2 separate regions of the Homo sapiens genome follow, and region 2 is linked to region 1. The links are chromatin loops, found by intact Hi-C in ENCODE. Cell type or tissue: natural killer cell. All regions are shown on one strand. Each heading gives the region's core, and the rest is flanking DNA. Links, peaks and the distances in the headings are about the cores only.

Region 1 (2,919 bases), core at 146-2,645:
GCAGCTTTAATATTGCTATATTCAACTTTTAACTCTGTGTGCTCTACAAAGGATAACAGGTATTTGTAACATTTTTATTTTGAACACTAGCAGTGACTGTACATTAATAAATATGCATCTGATCCAAATATAAATACATAGTCTCAAAAGGTACAAAATGCAAAATCTACGAAATAAAACTAGAACCAAAACTCTGTATAAGGGAGTTCTCTACAAACACAGGGGACCATTTAAAAAATGTGAGAAGAGAAAAACCAGGCAGGAAGCCCATTTTGCGGGATAGGGCACCAGGAGGTGAAGAATGTACACATGTACAGTTGAGGATTAGATGAATCTGAGCTTGAAAAAGGTAATACCATGCACAGGGGAATTTTCTAAACCAAACCACAGAGATCAGTCAATTCCAATGTTTTCTTTCTAGACTGAATGTTCCAGAAATCATCTCTAATTAAGGATCCCAAAAGATAATGTACAAAATTCTAAAAAGTAAACAGAGATAATTTTGGATAAGCTGAGTAAAATCATCTTCTGAATGACAGAGTTTTATCTTGAGGCTCTCCACTTCACAATAATTATAATTAAAAATTATGCATCTGAATCTCAAGCCAGTCAAAACGTCACATGATTTAGAAAGAGCCAATTGCAACACCATCCTCTCTTATATCAGGGAATGTCCCTCCTCATGAAGTGTTCAAGAAGACTACAGCTGAAAGTTGGAATGATAATTAAAGGAAGAACTCATACTTCTACAGAAGAATCTTTTAAAGTTGCTTTGAAGCTCGTCTATAAATGGCTTCAAGCAACATGACTGGTTGGTTGTGAGAATTAAAGGGTCATTAACTGAATAACTCCAAAGTCATTAACATGACCAAGGTAAGGATACAGAATAGGAAAAGGAAAATCCTATTCCAAGTTGGAGGGCCATGCCATCAACCACAGTGGTCTGTGCCAGAGCAACACTATTCGCTAGTGGTTCTATACTGACTTCTTTACTGGCTTTCCATCTTTGTATTTATTCCCTCTGCAATCCGTTTCATTTTCAGTAGAAGCCAGTGTCGAATAGGAATAAAGAATCTGTGTATTGCGGTCAGACAGATTTGGGCTAGAATACCAGCTCTAGACTTTCTAGTTCCATCACTTTGGGCAGATGTCTTGGCTTTTTAAAGCCTCAGTTACATTATTTGTAAAATGGGAATAATAATATTACCTCATGGGGATGTGAACCCAGGGTGAACAGAGATTTTGCAGGGAAGTCTCCTAGCTCAGTACATATTCACCTTGCATATAGAAGTGCTCAAGCCAGAGTAGGCACTCTCATGCCTCTTGGAAGCACCCCAGTCAGTGCCTGACTGTTTCCATCCTGATGGTTTGAGCAAAAACAGACTCTTTATTTCTCTCCTAGAATTTTAGGAGACTTGGAGTCTCAACCTTAAAATTGCTCAACCCTAGGGCCTAAACAAGTTTCAATTGCTCGCCAAGGGAACATTGACCAACACAATGCTGCCCTCTGTTGATGAGGATCGGATAGTGCAGAGAGGGGGGGCTGATTCCCAGAGGCTGGAAAAAAGGATGTTTTTCAGAAGTAATCATTTCTTCTCAGGATGCTGGTGGAAGCATTCTGTGCAGAAGAGGAGGCATAGTCACCTGCACAGCTTGGTATAAAAGATGAGCTTGGTATAAAAGAAGAGACCTAAGATCTCTTCTTGCACCACATGGTTCTCCACCGTCAGAGGTTCTCTTGTTCTGGTGCAGACATCAGATACCCAATGCTCCAAGCATGGGACCTGAACTGTTCACCCCAATCCATCCAATGGGTCTCGCCATGCTCCCTTCAAGGAGAGAGGTAGCAGCATACTCTGTAAAACCTCATAAAGCTGCTTCTCAGAATATCCGGCCTCCTGTGTGAGCAGCTGCTCTATCATTCTCTACGGCAGGAAGCTGTGGCTGACAGCATCACAGCAACAGAGCACACTCACTCTAATCTTACTTAACTCACCAGTTTTCTTGGAAAAAGACTCATGCTCTTTGTTCCCCTTGCCTCCATATCCTGGGATACTGTGTTGTTGGGTCAAATAAAAAGTCCCTGGAACCATAAACTTTAGATTCATGTTAAAAATAACAATAAAAATAGCAATCTGGGTCTTACTCATGTCTCTCTCTGTTGCTAAGAAGTGCAAGAATGCTGTCTGAAAGCTGTCAGGTTGAGGTTTGTGCACCACATGTGACAAGAGGCTAGAGGAAGGGCAGAGACATCACTCCTGTTCTGGCTCAGCTCCCAGCTTGGTGGCTGACCCTCCAGCTGTGGCTTGACTGCCAGCTGTGGTCAGGATGCTGCTTCCATGGTGACTCAGGGACTGATGCCACAGGCCAGGCTGCCTCTGGAGGGTCCTGGGCTGGTGGCAGCTTCTAATGCTCTATGGAATGAGGACATATCCTTCCTCCATTCAGGATCTGCAGCCCGTGGCCTGGTACTCAGTCTCTACTAAAGTCCTGATTCTGCAATTTCAGCCAGTTGACGCAGCAGTCTGGAGAAGGCTGGCCGATCTTCTGGTCTCTGGAGAGGGAAAAAAGAACTCTGTAAGTTCCTTGTACTTATGCGTCATAGGTAAATCCAAAACAAACCAGAATTTAATAGCAGCATCCCCTGTGGATTTTTGTATGTGCTTCCATGTTGACTGTATTCCATATACATTGTCCTAGTTGTTAACAGCAGGTATTCTGGAATCCAAGGGACTAGTGTTTAATCTCAGTTTTACCACTAATTAGCTGTGTGACATTCAGCAGGTTATTTAACCTCTTTGAACCTCAGTTTTGTCATTTGTAAAATGGAGATAATAATAGTATCTACCTCATGAAATTGTTTTGAGAATTCAATAAATCACATATAAAAATATATCAAGAAATTAATGCTAAAGAACA
Region 2 (2,919 bases), core at 247-2,746, 230 kb after region 1:
CTTAACACATTTCCAAAACTTGTTTGAATGCATGAGTACAGTCACTAGTAGCATTCTGTGCAGTACAATGTATGGGGGCTTAGGAGTTTAGGGTAGTATACAGGATTAGGGATAGGACTTGAGTCTAATCCTAACTCTTAGCAGTTACACTGGATGACATTAGAGCAAATGGTTCTTTACGTCTACATTTTCTTCATCTGTAGATGTAATAATTTCCATATCAACTATGATGTACAGTGCTAATTCCAATGAAATGTTACATGTGAGAAGTCTTTGAAATGTAAAAAACACTACAGATACTGAAGCAGTTTGGAGAATTAAAAAACACTACGAAAACACAGCTTGGTAAATAATTTTTTTTTTCTTTTGAGACAGAGTCTGGCTCTGTCATCCAGGCTAGAGTGTAGTGGCAGAATCTTGGCTCACTGCAACCTCTGCCTCTCGGGCTCAAGCAATTCTCCTGCCTCAGCCACCTGAGTAGCTGGGATAGCCACCATGTCCACTTAATTTTTGTATTTTTAGTAGAGACAGGGTTCCACCATATTGGCCAGGGTGGTCTTGAACTCCTGATGTCAAGTGATCTGCCTGCTCAGCCTCCCAAAGTATTGGAATTGCAGGTGTGAGCCACCGTGCCTGGCCAGGGCTTAGCAAATAATTTCAATGGTGTTACACCTATAAGTCTCTTGCTGTATGGTATCTTTTAAAATAACATTTCTTTTTTGAAACAGTTGATATTGGGTAATTTGGCCATCATCATATACTGTAGAAAAAAATTGTCAAGTGAAAGGGAGAATAGGTAAGAAGGAAGAAAGGGGAGGAATTTAGTGAATATGAATTATTTTCCTTTAGATATATTAGTCTTGTAGATCGCAATGAATTTTTTAAATTACTATTTAAGATATTGTTGAGATTCCATTACCTCCAATCAGTCTTGGGACATTAGAACAGTGGTATAATTAAGACTGTATGTTTAAATTGAGAAATTTTGCACAACTTTAACAAGTAGCAGAACTAATTGTTCACTGATGGCTTTAAAGATGAAATAATTCTGTGAATACATGAAACTGTGAGGGACTCTTCGTGGTTGTCTAGGTTTATTTATATGCATACTCATTAATAAAAGTTTTTTTTTGTTTGTCTCTTGAAAACAAAACAGCTTTGTTTTAACAAAACAGCAATGGAACAAATTTGAAAACCGACTCGATATTTTCTCTGGCTCATCATTTAGTTTGGGTCAGCCATCTTCAACTTGCTGTGAGCTCTAGTCAAAGTGGATCAAATTTGTGGCAAGTCACACAGGTGTCAGGTGCTCTTCAGGAAACAACCCTGAACTCCAGGTTCTAAGGAGCTTAGTAGGGAAGAAATACAAAACCTATCACTTCTGATACTGATTATTACTAAGAGAAAGAATCTTGTGATAGAGACTGGCTTCTCAACTATGGCATTTGGGGACAGAAATCTCTGTTGTAGGGGGCTGTCCTGTGCATTGTAAGGTGTTTGGCGTCATCCCTGGCCTCCACCCACTAGATGCCAGTCACATCCTCCAGTGGTGACAACTGACAATGTCCCTGCGGGCACAGTTGAGAACCACTGAGGTAGAGGGTGTTTGTTGGGGGGTAGGAAGTGGTGTAGCTTTAGCTGGTTGGTCAGCGGCTGCTTCTAGGAAAGAGGTGACATTTAAGTTGAAACCAAGAAAAATGTGTAGGTGGCAGCCACATGAAAATCTAGTGGAAGGAAAACAAATGCAAAGGCTGTGGGGCAGCAGGAAGCTTGTGTATTAAAAGAGAGGATGTTGTGTTCCAATGAGTAAAAAACTAGTGAGTGAGGAGAGATGAAGAGAAGCAAGGCTGAAGAGATGTGCAAGGGGTCTGGCCAGGTGCTGGATGAAAAGGAATCTACAGGCCAGGCACAGTGGCTCACACCTGTAATCCCAGCACTTTAGGGGGCCAAGGCTGGAGGATCACTTGAGCCCAGGAGTTCAAGGCCAGCCTGGGCAACAAAGTGAGCCTCCATCTTATTAAAAATTTAAAAAAGAAAGGAAAAGGGCTCTATGAAGATGTCTGTTTGGAAAAGAGTCCCAATCTTAGAAAACCACTTTTGCATATTAAAAGCTAAACCTGCTACCCATCACCAAATTCTATGTTAACATTCACTAACATGCTTCAGTGACACTATTCTAAGTCAGGTATAGCTCGAGAGTCAGGTTTGTTGGGAGGACAGAAGGATATAGGCAGGGGAAAAAGAGGGGGAGAAGGGAACCTCTTGGCAGCAAGGGGCTTTCCACAGGGCTGTGAGACACCCCCAGGCCTTGCAAGAGGGGTTGTGAAAAAAGAGGGAACTGGCACCAACGTTTGGCTCTAATTGGTTTGGGCCCAAAATTGCTGCTTTGGGAGGCAGTAGTGGGGTGGTACAGGAGCTGATTTTATCCAGTCCACAAATGGATTTTTAAAATAGTTTTTTGATGTATATTTTTTAAGATGCATCAAACCCATGATTTAATGGGTATTGATTAGGATGAATAAAATGTTAAAGTTAATTAATCTAAAATAACTTGAGTGAGTAATAGCAAAAAAGCAATGTGAATACGGCAAAGGTTATGTAGATGCCTGAAGTCGGAGAGTCAATAGATCAAAATCAGCTGGGAGCTTGTTAAAATACACATTTCTTGGCCCTATTTCTAGACATTCTGGTTTAGCAATACAGATGTGACCTGAGAATTTTTGTTTGTTTAAATGACAGAATACAAGCTGCTATAAAATATTTTACATTTCAATAAAAGCATTCAGACTTCATGAAAGAACATGTGGAAATAAGAGCATACGATCATCCTTTACTTCTACTTATTTCAGATGTAAATCTCAGGAAATGAACCCAAAGTCTTTCTTGCAGGGGACTTTGGGTATTGCACTGCCACTTTTG

Evidence for each region. Hi-C counts contacts between places; a loop is a spot of excess contacts. Peaks named below come from ENCODE experiments on the same cell type or tissue, not always from the same donor. Only the 100,000 strongest peaks of a DNase experiment are listed, where the experiment ranks them.
Region 2: it touches region 1 in a loop (4-fold over the local background); 3 of 110 quality-filtered maps call a loop at or near these places.

What each region holds. Positions count from the first base shown.
Region 1 is chr5:157,252,242-157,255,160 of GRCh38, reverse strand. It overlaps ITK (IL2 inducible T cell kinase), which reads right to left. Exons shown (of 17, transcript NM_005546.4): 17 at 1-2,554. The coding sequence ends at 2,483. Among named protein-coding and RNA genes, the nearest start is that of CYFIP2, 12 kb to the left of the region's middle. RefSeq lists enhancers at 1,676-1,725, 2,116-2,175. In natural killer cell, for the core only: CTCF peaks have their summits at 1,328 and 1,532 (motif pointing left); DNase peaks (open chromatin) are centred at 1,530, 1,860 and 2,240; H3K27ac peaks cover 2,500 bases.
Region 2 is chr5:157,024,160-157,027,078 of GRCh38, reverse strand. No RefSeq gene overlaps it. Among named protein-coding and RNA genes, the nearest start is that of HAVCR1, 33 kb to the left of the region's middle. In natural killer cell, for the core only: no CTCF peak of the experiment used is centred there; a DNase peak (open chromatin) is centred at 1,568; H3K27ac peaks cover 2,263 bases.